Regions from separate parts of the Mus musculus genome. Here region 2 is linked to region 1. The links are chromatin loops, found by intact Hi-C in ENCODE. Cell type or tissue: left cerebral cortex. All regions are shown on one strand.

Region 1 (8,000 bases):
AGAAACCCTGTCTCGAAAAACCAAAAAAAATTGTGACCTACCTGGCCTGGAACTCAGATCCTCCTGCTCTGCCTCTGCCTCCCAAATGCTGGGGTTAAAGGTATTTGCTACATCACCCACCTTTGCTTTAGTTTTTAAAGAAAAAGATTAGTTTTAAACAGACAGGTGGTGCACACCTATAATCCCACCACTGGGGAGTTGGAAGCAGGAGGATCAGGAATTCTAGGCCAACAGTGGCAACATAGTGAGTTTGAGGATAGCTAGCCTTGGTTAATGAGACTTGGCTAATAAGAGATGCCCTCTTCTGGCCTCTGGGGGCACTGCAGACATGGTGTACACACACACACCACATGCAGAAAACACCCACACATGTAAAATAAAAATAAGCCAATCTTTATTTTTCATTTGTGTGTGTGTGTGTATGTGTGGGGTGTATGTATGCACACATGCAAGCATGTGGGGGTCGGTATATGTCTCAGTGGGAGGGGGAGTGCATGCATGCCTATGCGTATGTTACATGTGCCATGTGTACCTATGAGCACAGGGGCCTGGGGCTCACAGACGTCAGGAGAGGACTTCAGAGCCACCATGGAGGGAGCTGACAGAAATTACACCCGGGTTCTATATAAGGGCAACAAGCTCTGAGCTGCTGAGCCATCTCTCCAGCTCATAAATCAGACTTGAAATAAAACAATATAGAAATGATTTCCTTTATGTATGTCTGGGTGCAGGGAAACACCACGTGTGTATGCCGAGGTCAGAGGACAGCCTGCTGTAGCTGGTTCTCTGCATCCACCTGTGTCACAGGGGACCAGCTCAGGTCACCACGCTCAGCAGTAAACATCTCTCTTCAGAGCCATCTCCACGGGACCTCACTGTTACTCAGGAACTCAGGATGGCCTCAAACTCACCAGAGATCCACCTGCTTCTGCCTCTGGCCTCTGGCCTCTGGCCTCTGCCCCTGCGGGGATTACAGACCTGGGCCACCATATCCAAGTGATTTTTGTTTGTTGTTTTTCTTTCTTTTTTTTTCTTTTTTCTTTTTTTTTTATTTTATGTATGTAAGTACACTGTAACTATCTTCAGAGACACCAGAAGAGGGCATCAGATCCCATTACAGATGGTTGTGAGCCACCATGTGGTTGCTGGGATTTGAACTCAGAACCTTTGGGAGAGCAGTCAGTGCTCTTAACTGCTGAGCCATCTCTCTAGCCTGTTTGTTGTTTTTCGAGACAGGGTTTCTCTGTGTCGCTCTGGCTGTCTGGGAGCTTGCTCTGTACACTAGGTTGGTCTTGAAATCACAGAGATGGCCCTGCCTCTGCCTCCTGAGTGCTGGGATTAAAGACATGTGCCACCACTGCCACCCATGATTTTTTTTTTTTTAAATATAAAATTATCTGCTCTCCTCTCTCCAGGCCTCTGAAAGTCAAAGCACATTCTATCCTGTAAACTTTAACTTATGCTCACACTCTTCTGATATGCACTGACCCAGGCCCTCAACCAAGACCGCCATTTAAAATCAGCAGGGGGCCTTCGGAAAGACACAAAGGCTAGGCCAAGTGGCACGGGATGCCATCCCACCTAATCTACCAAGGTGGCTGAGGCAGGAGTGTCCCAAGTAAGTCTCTCCTGTGCTCAGAGAACATTCAGAGCCAGGAGAAGAATTTCAGTGAGACCCCCAACTTAAATAAAAGGCAGAAGCAGCTGAGGATACAGCCAAGCGTTTCACAACTCTTGTCTGAGCCCAACCCCCAACTCTGGGAAAGAAACAAAGACTCACACACAGCCTCCATCCCTTGCACAGGACCTCAGAACCCTCAAAGAAGCCCGCAAGCATCGCGCAGTGCCTCCCCCATTGTTTGTGTACCGCGCCCAATACCAGGTAACTACATAAAGGATCGCCCGGGACCACGGAGGGCAAGCTGGCACCATCAGGATACAGGTCATTTCCATTCTTCACATTTCAAAATTCAGCAGGTGGGTGAATCTGTGAGCACAGAGGCCACCGTCGAGACCCCAGATTCTCATTTCATAGTCTAAAATGAGGTCAGGGGTGGGCTTCAAGTTCCCCAGGTAAACTCCTACACCTGCACACCTATTAGGCAGACCTTGTTTAAGTCAGGTTTTTCCTAAGAATCACCTGGCACAGTCCCTGCATTTAACAAGGAGACACGAATCAACCGCGGCACATTACAGTCTACTTATCTTACTAATTAAAGTGTTTATTGCAGGGGTTGGGGTAGGGTTCCACACAGAGCTCTGACGAAGTGTCTTCATAAAAACTTATATTCTGGGGGATGGGGGGGGGGCGTGTAGCTCAGTGGTAGAATGGTTAACAGGCTGGAGGACCGGGTTTGGTCCCTAGCACCATCAAACCCCAAAACAATTTAAAAAGCCAACAAACACCACCCGCAGGAAGTGTGGAGCAGGAAATGTGGGAACCGTGTTCCAGTACCTTCCCGCCCCCGCCCCCACCCCCAGGCTTTCCGTTTCCGTTTCCCACTCGGTAGAATTGAGTAGAGCCTCCGAACTGAGGCCTCGGGGAAGCCAGGCACAAAGAGCCCACAAGATGGCAGCTGGCATCTCTCCTTCCTACACTGATACCTGCTCAGCAGCCCCACCCAGCTCCGGCGTCCCACGGCCGAGCTACAGGGAACCGGAGAGACGGCGCCGCAGGCCCCGCCCAGCCGCAGCGCCTTACCTGCGCGGCCCTAGAAACGCACCTCCCAGGTCCCACCCCCAGGGGCTCCGATTGGCGGCTGGAGGCGCGGCCTGGGACTCTGCATTCTCTCCAGCTCGACCTCTGTCCCCAGGGGATCGAGCCTGCCCCCGCCCCCAGCCCCTGGCGGGGTCCCCCGCCTGCCAGGACGGACTCCCGGGGGCCGCGGCAGGTGTCCCCTCCTCCCTGCCCACGGCCCGGCCACTCACCCCGCGCGCGGCCTACTGTCCACCCGCTTCTTGTGGCGCACGGGCTGCAGCGGGATGCTGTCCGTCATGTCGCCGCCCGCCGCGCCCCCTGCGCTCCCCGCGGCCTCCGCGCCGCCCCGGGGCAGGGGGAGAAGGCGCCGGCAGCGGGCGGGCCGGGCCCGCAGCGCAGGGGCGAGGTCGCGAGCGCCGGGCCACGCGCGGAGCCGCCCGCGCGGCCCGACCGACGGACACGGCCGCACCATGGGCCCCGCTCCGCGCTGCGCCCACGCGCGCGCCCGCCCGCCGCCCGGGGCCGCCGCAGTGTCCCCGCCCGCGCCGCGCGCCCCCCACGCGCGCCTCCCCCCGGCCACGCGCCCCCCGCCGTGTCCGTGCGCGCGAGCGCGAGCGCGCGTCCCGCCGCACTCACCCCACCCCGGGCATTCTCTCCTGCTCGCTCCGAGCGGCGCGCACTCACCCCGCCCTGCTCACCCCACCTCCACGCCGCGGCCACTCGCGCGCACAGCCTGCCTCCTCTGCTGCAACCTGCGCCTCGCGCTGGGGTCCCCCGAGTTTCGGGCCGGGGTTGGGGGGAGAAGGTGGGCAGGTTTTCGGACCCCCACACACCCTGTGGCATCAATCCCACCCCTCTCTCCAGCTGCATTCCTAAATCATAATAACAGAGTCACAGCAGCCTTCACCCAGACACAGTGATCGCATGCAAAGGCTGTATCAGTCAGTCTGTCTCTCTCTATCTCAAAAAGGATATTGTGAAAATGAAAACACTCTGGGCGCCAGAGAACAGCTCAGCATTTAAAAAGCAGCCACCATTGCTTGACACACCTGCAGCTTCAGCCCCAAGGGGTCGGAGAGGGCACCTGCGCTGACGTGGCATACACCCACGCAGGCATATGCTACTTAAAAGAATAATGAAAACAAACCTTAAAACCAGCACATAGGAGCTGAGTTTGGTGGTGTATGCCTTTGATCTCAGCACTTGGGAGGTAGAGGCAGGCTGAGTTCAAGGCCAACCTGGTCTACAGAGCCTTGATGAGCCAGGGATATACAGAGAAACGATGTCTCTAAATAAATAATCAATCGACCAGCATATAGAGGGCTAGAGAGATGGTTCATTGGTTATGTTCACCAGCTGCACTTGTAGAGGACCTGGGTTCGATTTCCAGCACCCTTGTGCTAGCTGATCAATGTCGGTAGTCCAGCTCCAGGGGAAATGATGCCCTCTTGTGGCCATCGTTGGTATTGCATGCATATGATTCAAACATATGCAAAAAAAAAAAAAAAAAGTAAAATACACAAATCTTTTTTAAAATGAGTATGTATGTCAAGTCCCTCAAGATGTAACACCGTGTAACTACCATAAACGATGCTGAACTATGAGGGGCAGTTTCTGCTGATGTTTTCTGCCAGGGTCCCTATCTTTTATAGTATTTTCTCTATCGAGAAAGGATACCAAACAAATAACAAAAGTGACTGAGATTCCAAAGACATTCCCCAAGGAAGGAGGCATCAGAAGTATTTTTGAGGGAAAACACTATTCTTCTACCAGCTGAGCTGGCTGGCTTACTTCTTCCTCTTCATTTCTAAAATGGTGCAACAGGGCCAGGTCCTAGGTTTTGTCCGCAGCATCAAGACACACGTACACTCGCGCGCGCGCGCGCGCACACACACACACACACACACACACACACACCACCACCACCACCACCACAACCACACCATATGTGCCATGGCACACAGAGCTCAGTATGTGCATATAGGTAGACCCATTAGAGTAAGAGAGCAAATCCTACCTCCGGACCCACATCTGTCCCCAGCTCCTCACACAGGATCTCACTACATAGCCCTGACCTGGAACTCTAGACCAGGCTGGCTTCAAAGAAATCCACCTGCCTCTGCCACACTAGCGCTGGGATTAAAGGTGTGTACTACCATTCCCAGCCAGCCAAAGATAGACTTGTAGTTGAGTTTAGCTAGATCCTAAAGCTTTCAGCAAGTCCCAATAGCCCTCCCCACTAAATCCAAATAACTAAACCCATTTCACCAGCAAGGCACAGGAACTCCGAGCCGCCAGCACAGAACCACGGCATCATCAGGGAGCAGGGCTGGGCTCCACACTCAGTCATCCATCGGGATATGGGTCAGGTCACAGCAGAGCCACAGCTACCGGAACCCTTTGGAGCACCAAGCAAATGCTGCCCCACATACATTCAGGCACTCCCTTGGCTCCTATGGCTAATACCCTCTCTGGACCCAAAATGTAGCAAGAGCAACTGATCAGCCAGGACCCTGGAGGCTTCCAGCACCTTCCAGCTGTGAAACTCCTCCCGGCAGACCCCATGCTCTGCAGGGCTCCAGTTCCTTGTCTGTGACAGAGCTCAGATAGGCAGCGTTGGAAGGAACATTAGTCAGCCATGAGCAATAGCAGGGCTAGCATGCATGCCAGACGCACTGTATGGGCAAGGCTCCAGGGCAGCAGAATGTGCCTGTGTGTGACATAGTCTCCATAGGTAGCCCAGGCTAGCCAATTTTTCTGCCTCAGCCTCCTGAGTGCTGGAATTAAGTACAAGTCCCACCTAAAACAAACAAAGTTCTTTTTAAAAGGTTTCACTCTCATAAGCCACTCTCTGGAAGAGAGAGACACTTAAAGCCTCGGTATCCAATGAGTTAGAGGCTCTCCTGGGCTACAAGGGGAGTTCCAGGCTATTCTGAGCTACATGGCGAGAACCTGTCTCAAAAAAATAAAGGAAACCAGCCCCATCCGTTCAATGGGCTGGGTGTCTCTGACTCCTGGGTGTCTAGAAAGATCTTTGAGGGGCTGAGGAGATGGCTCAGCGGTTAAGAGCACTGACCGAAGGTCCTGAGTTCAAATCCCGGCAACCACATGGTGGCTCACAACCATCCGTAATGAGATCTGGCGCCCTCTTCTGGGGTGTCTGAAGACAGCTACAGTGTACTTACATATAATAAATTTAAAAATTAAAAAATTAATTAATTAAATGAGAAAGAACATTATTTTTTTTAAAAAAGCTATAAAAGAATAAAAAATGGAAAAATAAAATAAAATATCGTCCTGAGGAAAAGCCAAAAAAAAAAAAAGCTATAAAAGCCGGGCGTGGTGGCGCACACCTTTAATCCCAGCACTTGGGAGGCAGAGGCAGGCAGATTTCTGAGTTTGAGGCCAGCCTGGTCTACAGAGTGAGTTCCAGGACAGCCAGAACTACACAGAGAAACCCTGTCTCAGAAAAAAAAAAAAAAAAAGCTATAAAAAAGAAAGATCTTCAAATAAGCTGGTCCAGTCCACTCTTGCTTTCCAGACATCAGAAATGGCAGCCAGCAGGTTTCCCGTGACTCACATGAATCCCTCCATGGATAGCAACAGGTATGAACTGGAATATACCTGAGCCTCTTCCTTCAGGCCACAGAGCTTTGAGCTCTAAGTGGACCCCCATGCAGTAGGCTGCTTACATGCTCTTTTTTGGATCTGACTAATGAGCTGGCTCAGGCGAAGGCAGACTGTGGCTGAACAGTCATCTAGGTCCCACGCCCATGTAAAGGTGTTACTGAGAAGACTCCCCGGGGCTATCCTCTGACCCACGCCATTCATATGGGCGCTTTCGAAGATGTGTACGTGTGTGCGCTCGCGTACACACACACATGCACACACTCTTAAGCAGACACCACCTTGCACAGTAGCAGACACACATATGCACGCGTGCGTGCGCACACACATGCACATGAAATGACAGCTACCTAGACAGCTCAGCAGTTAAAGGTGTTTGCCACCAAGCCTGGAGGGCCGGAGTTGAACGTCCCCGATCTAGGCGGGAGGAAAGGTTCAGCTGCCACGGAGTCTCCTCTGACCTCCACACTCACAACTGGCTCACACACACACCCTCGTGAGTAATAAAAACAAGTAGAACTTTCTTAAATGTTTTGAGGAGGGCATGGTGGTATATGCCTTTAATCACAGACTTACGGGGCACAAAGGCGGGCAGATCTCTCTGAGTTCCTATATATATAGTAGGAGCTAATTTCAACTTATTTTCAAGCCAGGGTTTCTCTGTGTAGCTCTGGTTGTCCTGGAACTTCAACTGTAGACCACGTTAGCTTTGAATTCACAGAGATCTGCCAAGTGCTAGGATTAAAGGTGTTCAACCCTCACTGGGCCTCCCCAATGCTAGGATCAGAAGTTTGGGACACATGTTTACCTTTTAATAACCCAATCCCGCTCTTTTGTCTTTGGAAAGCAGTGTTTATAGGGCCAGGCCGGATAGCTACAGAATCTACATTCTTACACTCAGTATCATACAGCCAGCCAGACTAGCCTTGAATTTACCTTTTTCCTCAATTCCTAGAGTGGGGATTATGGGTGTGGACCCACACCTGGCTTTAATCTACAATACTGTTGTTTCCAGAAAGTGTTCCAGGAAGTGCAGGGGAATCCAAGGTAGGATTCCATCTCACTGTTCTCACTAAGGGCCTGCTTGGAACAGTCCAGGCACTAAGATGCTAGACTCAACAGGAAAGAGAAACTGTCCTTGGAAGGGTCTTTTGGAAGCTCGCAGGAGACCCCGAGAGAATGGATATCCTACCTTGTCCATCAGCTGGGATAACCTAGACCTGAGTTAGCTTTGGGCTATTTTGTTATAAATGGCTGCCATGGAAATGCAGATGGTCCCACCCACTAAAGGTTTGCCCTGTGGGCATCAGCTATGTTTCCCACCAGTTTGTAAATTCATTTCAATCTTCCTGATAGTATGTAATTTAAGTGTTCTGCTTAGCTGGAGGGCTATAGGGTGAGGCAGAAGTCCAGTTTCTTGGAAGTTCATTTTTCTCTGTTTTGAAATCCTTAGTGTTAGCTATGCTAGGAGCGGTTTTCCCCGAGGCTTGATTCATAATTAAAAACAAAAAAACCAAAGTACAAGCTGCCCAACCTCTTGGATGGACTTGCAAGGTCTCCATGCCTCAATCCTGATGGCCTTGAACACAGGGCAGGTCACTCTTCTGCAAAAGCATTATTTTGTTGCTCAGAATCAGCCAGAGTGTCACAAGCATGATCTACAGCAATTTCTGGG
Region 2 (8,000 bases), 490 kb before region 1:
CTACCCTACCTACATGGTGACTCTGGGGTATGGGGCTCATAGTAGCTGCCTGGTGACTCTGGAGTGACGGTGACTTTAGGGAGATGTATAATGGGGACCCACAAAGATGTGGTTGTTGTGTGGGCTCTAGGGTGGTTTTCCTGGAGAAAAACCAGCTCTCAATGAGTTGATTTCTGTTTGCCCAGCCTGGCTAACACCGCTCTGAGTCTGCAAGGTCCAAAGATGTCAAAGATGAAAAGTATTAAAAATCCACAGTAGAGGCCAAGGCCAAGGCCAAGGCCAAGGCCAAGGGAAGACCACAAGTTCAGAGGCTGCCTGGTCTACCCAGTGGGTTCAAGGCCAGTCTGGTCAAGTAGTGAGACCCTGTCTCAAAAGAAAAATATCTAAAGGGGGCGGCTGAGATGGCTCAGCAGGTAAAGGTGGTGTACTGGCTGCTTTTGGGTGTCAACTTGACACAAGCTAGAGTCATCAGAGAGAAAGGAGCCTCAGTTGAGGGAGGACCTCCATGAGCTCCAGCTGTAAGGCATTTTCTCAATTAGTGATTGCTAGGGAAGGGCCCAGTTCACTGTGGTTGGCTCCATCCCTAGGCTGGTGGTCCTGGGTTCTATAAGAGAGCAGGCTGCGCAAGCCATGGGGAACAAGCCAGTAAACAGCATCCCTCCATGGCCTCTGCATCAGCGCCTGCCTCTAGCTTCCTTCTCTGTGTGCGTTCCTGCCTGACTTCCTTTGGGGATGAACACTGATGTGGAAGTGTGAGCCGAATAACTTGTGTTTGGTCATGGTGTTCTTGCCACAGCAATAGGAACCCTAACTAAGGCAAGGTGCTTGTTTCCAGACCTGGCCCCTTGAGCTCAGTCTCCAGGACACAGGTGACAGAAGGGGAGAACTAACTGTAGAAAGCTGTGTTCCGACTTTAACACAGGTGTAGCATGCACATGCTCACACGTGTGCATACACAGCCAGGTGTGGTGGTGCACGCCTTTGATCTCAGTACTCAGGCAGAGGCCTGAGGATCTACGTAGGCAGCCGGAGCAACATAGTGAGTCCCAGGGTGGCAGGGGCTACACCGTGAAACCCTATCTAAAACAGACAAACAAACAGCCCCCCCCCCCAACAATAGCTGGTTTGCTGTGCCCAATTGTGATTCCAACACCGGGAGGCCCTGGCTGAGGCAGGAGGGTAGAGGGCTCCAGGCCAGCCTAGGCAGGCCTTACTAAAAACCAAACAAAGAAACAAACAAGCAAAGAAACAAATGTTGCCCCTCTCAGTTCTCCAGAGAAGAATGAGACTACAAATGTGAGACACACAGACAAAAGACATCATGGGAGCAGAGTTCCAGCTGCTTCAAGCCCCCAAATTGGGTTTCAATTTACTCCCATTTTTTTTATCCCCAGTCTCTGGGAGCACAATTGTTGTCCTTGGGGTTTCCATACTCCCCAATTCTCCTGGTGATTGCCACTTTTATGCACGGGGTCTCCCCAGGCTCTTGCTTGGGTCACTAGGTCTGAGGGTCTCCACCTGCCACTGCCAGTCACTTCATTCACTGTCAAGGAAAGCTGGCACCCGAGGGTGACAGCAGCGGGTGACAGCAGCTTTTACATCCCTTGGCACCAGCCTCTCTTGTCATCTTAAGACTGCAGAAATGAAGCCTGCTGTCGCCAGGAGCAGAGGGGATGGTGGCAAATGCTTTCTTTAGGCGTCAGAACCACTAAGCCACCCCCAGGCATGGCACGGGACTGGGAAATGTGAGAGACACATGTCTGAGGTGGCTGCCAAGGGGACAATTCCTGCCCAAGAAGATTGGCAGGTTCAGGGTGGCATTGGGCCGTCTAAGGGACTTTGTATCTCCTTTCTCATTTATTGAGGTGGTTTCTGAGGGAACCAGGCAGGCAGCAGCTGTGACCGGAAGTGTAGGAGTGTCCAGAATCAGGGTATCAGGTGGAGAGCTGGCAGGGATCTGCTTACTGTGTCTTCATCTCATGCCAACATGCCCAGGGTATACCCCATCACTTCTCAAGCATCGACTTGTGCCCAGTGGCCCACCCTGCTCATCTTGGCCTGATGCTCTGACTTTCAGCTGGTTCCAGCTGGTCCTTTAAATTAAAGATTGCTTTTTGGCTAGTATGCCAAACAATGGGTTTCATTGAGACTTTTTTTTTTTTTTTTTTTTTTTTTTTTTGAGGCAGGGTCTCATTATATAAGCCCTAGCTGGCCTAGAACTTGCCAGTTAGTCTATGCTGGCCAGAAACCCAGAGCTCCATCTGCCTCTGCCTCTAGGGTGCTGTGATTAAAGAAGTGCACCACCATGCCCAGCGAAAGTGGCTTGTCCTTGTTTTTAGAGGAAGGAGGGGTCCTAGGCCTTGTGATTGACAGGCAGTGGTTGTGGTTAGGTTGGCGGCATGGAAAGTGGAGTCTTGGCTGTGCTTCACCCACCAGCAGGGGGTGCTGGGTCACTAGGAAATTTTTGTCATTAGGTCCCCTCAAATACTGTTTATGTCTCTTTAAAAAAAAAAAAATAAAACAACACACTTTCCACCCTTAATCCCAGCACTTGGAGGGAGAAATTTAACCTAGGCCCTACTATGTGTTAGGCATGTGCTCTACCATTGAACTGTACAACCTATATTCAAGCTCAAAGATATGTTTTATTTATTTCTTATTTATTTTACTTTATGGGCATGAGTGTTTTGCTTGCATGTATATCTGTGTACCATGTTTGTACCCAGTGCCAGCAGAGACCAGAAGAAAGTACTGGGTCTTCTGGAACTAGAGTTACAGATGGTTGTGAGCCACCACGTGGGTACTGGGAACCGAACCCAGGTCCTTTGAAAGAGCAACTGGCGATCATAACTCCTGCACCATGTCTCCAGGCCCCTGTTTTTGTTTTTGTTTTGTTTTGTTTGTTTGTTTGTTTTTTGAGACTGGGTCTTCTGTGTGTAGCCCAGGTTGGCCTTGAATTTGATTTGTAGCTGAAAACAGACTTAAAATCCTCATCTTCTACTTGTCCCATGCTAGGATTGTAGGCCTGTACAGTCATACTTGGCTAGAAAGGGACACTTGATAAACCCTACCCTCAAGTGGGAGAGTGACGGTCAGTAGGTGCAGAGAGGGTGGGGGCTCACGTTCTGCTGTGGTAACAGGTAGGAAAGAGCAAGTAAGGGGAAAGACAATGGGGTTAGGAGGGGCAGGGCGGGCAGGTTGGTAGTGTCTTTTGTAAGGAGGTGAAAATCAGCTTCCAGAGGTGATCATGGAAGAGATGTCTCAGGTCTCTCAGAGCTGGGTAAAGCTCGCACAGGCCCTAGTTTGGGGCGGACTTCTAAATGGAAGTGGGCCCAGCCTGTTAGAAAGAAAGCCAACTGAGGAAGTGGTATGCTTGTGAGTGGTGGCCAGACTTTCCCCAGCCTCCAGCAGGGCACAAAAACAAAGAGCTGCCAAGAGTTGGGTGCGGTGCACACAAGGGAGGTAGAGGCAGGAAGATCGGAAGTCCAAGGTGTTTTTTTTTTTTTTTTTTTTTTGGTTTTTCGAGACAGGGTTTCTCTGTATAGCCCTGGCTGTCCTGGAACTCACTTTGTAGACCAGGCTGGCCTCGAACTCAGAAGTCCGCCTGCCTCTGCCTCCCTTATGTAGTGAGTTTTGGGCCCAACTGGACTACACGAGATGCTCTCTTAAAAACAGAAACAAGCAATAAAACAGCTCCTACTACTTTTAAAGCGGTGTATGGAATCTGGCTATTTACAAGCAGCCTGACCTGTCCCATGTTGTAACTCTGAAAACTACCAGCAGGTGGCAGTAGAGGACAAGGAAAGCCCTTAATGCACTGGCTCCACAGGTGCGCTTCAGACCCATTGGCTGTCCAGGTCCATTAGGATACGGAGCACTGGAGAGGGAGGAGGGGGAACATGCAGATCAGTTACGGATCAAGGAAGACGTCTTAATTTGTGTTTTCATTGCTGCTACGAATGAAACACCATGACCAAGAAACAAATTGGAGCGGAAAGGGTTCATTTGGTTTACACATAGCAGTCCATCATTGAAGGAAGTCAGGGCAAGAATTCAAACAGGGCAGGAACCTGGAGGCAGGAGTCTGATGGAAAGGCCGCGGAGGGGTGCTGCTTACTGGCCTGTTCATCATGGCTTGCTCAGACTGCTTTCTTATAGAACCTAGGACCACCAATGGAGAAGGCACCACCCACAATGGGTGGGGCCCACCCCCATCAATCACTAATTAAGAAAATGCACTACAGGATTACCTACAGTCCTATCATATGGAGGCATTTTTAAAAAATAGGATTTATTTATTTCATGTATATGAATACACCATTGCTCTCTTCAGACACACCAGAAAAGGGCATCAGACCCCATTACAGATGTTTGTCAGCCACCATGGGGTTGCTGGGAATTGAACTCAGGACCTCTGGAAGAGCAGTCAGTGCTCTTAACCGCTCTTAATTGAGGTATCCTACCCTCAGATGACTCTAGCCTGTGGCAAGTTGACATAAAATTTGCAGCACAGAAGCCCATGGTATGTTCACATGCAAACCCCTCCCTCTTCCTGGGTTTATATAAAACCAGGGCAGGCATAGGGAGGTGAAGGAGAGAGGAAGTCTTATAGATGGGGCAAAGCAGCAGGGGCTCTCTCTGGGTGCCATGCACTTCCCTACTTTGGGAAGAGGCAGTGGTAGGAGAGGGGGTTAATTTTCTACTCTAGGGAGGATCAGGTCCCCTAGAAGCTGCAGCAGCCAAGACAGCAGGCAGTGACAGCAATACTGACTGAGCCCAGGGACAGCTGGGGAGACTCAGTTGTACCTGTAGCTGTTGCTGGCAGACACTCAATTTTGTTTTTGTTTTGGACAGATCTCAGACTGGCCAGGAGCTCATTAGGTAGCCCAGGCTGGGCTCGAACTCTCAGTAATTCTCCTGCCTCAGATCATGGGTGCTGGCAATCTAGGCATGTGCTACCACAGGCAGAAATCTCTCCCTGACTGTCTCTACTCTCTCTCCTTTGCTTTCTCCCCACTCTCCCCTGTCCTCTTACCTTGAAGTGAGCAGTCCTGCTCCCCATCTCCCTCACCCCCCAATTCTAGCCATGGCTTTGCAACAGGCTTAAAGCTACGGGCCACATAGTATGGATGAAAACTTCTGAAATCATGAGCAGAGAGAGACCGTCCCTCCTCCAAGCTTGTCCTCTGAGGTGTTTGGTCTGAGTGTGGGATGCTGACTTACATAGTGAGAAGACTGGCCCTGTGTACCGACTTGACCATAAAGGGACCCGCAGGCATTTGGATGCGACCCACCTCAGCCTCAGCAATGGCTTCCAGCCTCCTGCCTCCACACACTCATATGCTGACTACAGACCTGTGCTGGCTTCCTCAGTAAACTAGGGACAGCGACTGTACCTGTAGAGTTAGGTGTAACCAGCCTGCTTCCTGTTGCTATGAGAAAATTCCCTGAAGTTGGCTCTTATATCTTGAAAAGAAATTATTTGGCTTTTAGTTTTGGAGGTTCAAGGGCACGGTGCCATCATGGGCTATGTTCAGAGGAGAGACCCACGTGGCTAGGTCACACCTTGGTGGATGGCATCATGCCAACTGTATGTGGAAGACGGAGAGATCACACGGTAAGGAGGTCAGAGAGGAGGGGTGGGTCAGACCTGCTCTTTATAACGCTTCATTCCTATGGGAATTGAATGGGGTCTCATGAGAGCTGCTATAGCCCTGCTAAGGGAAGACCCCGTGACCTACACACTTCTAGGAGCTACTGCTTCACAAGATGGCGACTTGGAGGACCAAGTTTTCTGCCCATTAGTTCCTTGGAAATAAGTCACACCCAAGCAGCATTCCTTATCCCAGGCAAAGTGACCTTTGAGGATTTTGTAGCTTGAGTACCCTGTTGTGGTTTCTGTTTGGTCTGTGAATCAGGAAGGGAGGCCAAAGATGGGGCTAAAGGCTTGTTCCTGGCTGCAACTACGTGTTTCTCTCTTACTACAGCTTCTGCCAGGCAAGTGTATGATTCAGTAAACGCCATCGTTGTGGTCTAGAACAGAATTCCTCTATACACCTGGCCTTTACACTTAGTCACTTGGTGCAATGTCAACCTCTCTCCACAGAGGGCGATAGAGAGGCATTGTGTGCTTTCAGACCACAGGTACCTCCCACCCCCCATCCCCTGGATATGGGCCGTTGCCACCTCAGGTCCTCATTGATTGGCTCAGGGTTGGTCACATGGTTAAGCCTTTCTGGTCAGAGCAAATCTCAGGGCTTAGGGGTTATCTTAGTTCTTTGTTTTTCCTCTTAGATTTGGTCTTGAGAAGGTGAACGTCTGGGCCTGTGGCAGCCATGCCATCACCATGAGTCTTGAGCTGTCAGTGATCGACGTGAGGAACGCAAGAGTGGATGAACACGGTGGAAATTGTAAAATTGGCGGGATTCCTCACGGCCTGTGGCACCCCGCTGTGTGAGAGGCTGGTGCAGGACCACGGGCGTTTCAATTGTATGAACTTAAAACTGACTCGTTTTCAAGTTAGCTCTCTCATCGCAACCTTTCTCCTTTAAAGCAGTTTTAGGACACTTGGGAACAGAGTGGTCCTTCCCAAACCAGTAGTTTTGGAAACAGTTGCTACTTCCTCTGACAAGCACTTTACAGTGAATCTCACTTTCCTTCATGTCCCCACCTTTTGGTCCTTGGAGAAGAGTCTCCATGGCCCGCCCCCTTTCTTCCTCCTTCCTCCCTCCTCCCTCCTCCCTCCTCTCCCTCTCCCTCTCCCTCTCCCTCTCCCTCTCCCTCTCCCTCTCTCTCTCTCTCTCTCACACACACACACACACACACACATACACATACACACACACACACACACCTTCCCCTCTCAATCGCTAAGAGGACACACACGCTCTAACCACTACATCCTTTACGAGATGCGGGGGCTTGAACCTAGAACGTCATGCGTGCTAGGCAAGAGCTCTGCCAACCGAGCTCCAGATCTAGTCTGTTACCTCTCTTTTCCATATGAGAAAATACTGCTTAGAGAAGTTAAGTAAGCAACTCAAGGCCACCCAGCTCCCGAGGGGCAGAGGTAGGGCCACTCAGCCCCTTCATATACCGCTGTGCTTAGCTTCATAGAGGAGAGACTCCAGGGGTCAAGGAGGGAGGGGGTATGGGTAACGGGTAAGGGGGGGAGAATGGGGGCAGGGGGAGATGGGTAGCGGTGGGGGTATGGGGGAGGGGTTGGAAGAACATAACTGGGAGGCTGAGTAACAGAGAGAGGCCGAGCAGCTTGTCTTCTAAGTGCTAATGAAAAGCTCTCAGGTTGCTTTTGCCAAGTCTGCTATTGAGGTGTGAACATGCATCGGCAATTAGCAGCTGGGGTGCCAGCAGATGGAGCATGCGTGAAAGCCTTCATGGTGCCATGAAAACTCAGCTGAAGCTGACACTGGTGCCCCTCCCGGCCCTCACCCCCGCCTCTCTGCTGTTAGGTGACCAGACCTTCCACTGTGGCTGTCTGCTCCTGGAGCAACAGTTAAGAGTACCCTTGACATCTGCTACCCCTCGGGCATTTCCTGAGGACCACACCCACTGTTGCTTCCTCCAGTTTCATAGACCTATCGCCAATGTCGGCCAATAGAATCTGTTCTTCAGAACTGGACCTTCAACTGAGCAGGGTGGCTCTCCACTGTGATCCTAGCATTTGGGAGGTGGAGGAAGGAGGTTGGGGAGTTCAAGGCTGGCTTCACCAACATAGCAAGCTAAGGCTACGTGAGACCCTGTCTGGAAAACAACACCAACCAACCAACCAACCAGAAAGCCCAAAGCAAAAAACCCCAAACAAACCCCAAAGACCACATGCCAGTAGTGCATCCCTTTGTTAACTCTCTGGTGAAGGGAACTAGCTTCACTGTGCATGCTCCTCTGGTTGCAGGGAGAGATGCCAAACACTCATTCTGGTTTCCTGCCTACTTTTCTGGTGTTAGCCCTGGGAAGCACTGTGGGGACTCTCTGGAGTGGTG

What was found. A loop is a pair of places that touch in the nucleus more often than their neighbours do. Peaks named below come from ENCODE experiments on the same cell type or tissue, not always from the same donor. Only the 100,000 strongest peaks of a DNase experiment are listed, where the experiment ranks them.
Region 2: it touches region 1 in a loop (2.4-fold over the local background); 1 of 42 quality-filtered maps calls a loop at or near these places.

Annotation. Positions count from the first base shown.
Region 1 is chr2:168,738,754-168,746,753 of GRCm38, forward strand. It overlaps Atp9a (ATPase, class II, type 9A), which reads right to left and starts at 3,047. Exons shown (of 28, transcript NM_015731.3): 1 at 2,929-3,047. The coding sequence starts at 2,996. In left cerebral cortex, CTCF peaks have their summits at 311 (motif pointing left), 2,706, 4,148 (motif pointing left), 5,862 (motif pointing left) and 1 weaker place; DNase peaks (open chromatin) are centred at 789, 2,121, 2,669, 3,513 and 1 more place; H3K4me3 peaks cover 1,994 bases; H3K27ac peaks cover 1,357 bases.
Region 2 is chr2:168,246,662-168,254,661 of GRCm38, forward strand. No RefSeq gene overlaps it. Among named protein-coding and RNA genes, the nearest start is that of Mocs3, 20 kb to the left of the region's middle. In left cerebral cortex, CTCF peaks have their summits at 2,433 (motif pointing right), 3,793 (motif pointing right) and 6,097; DNase peaks (open chromatin) are centred at 2,409, 3,791, 6,192 and 7,343.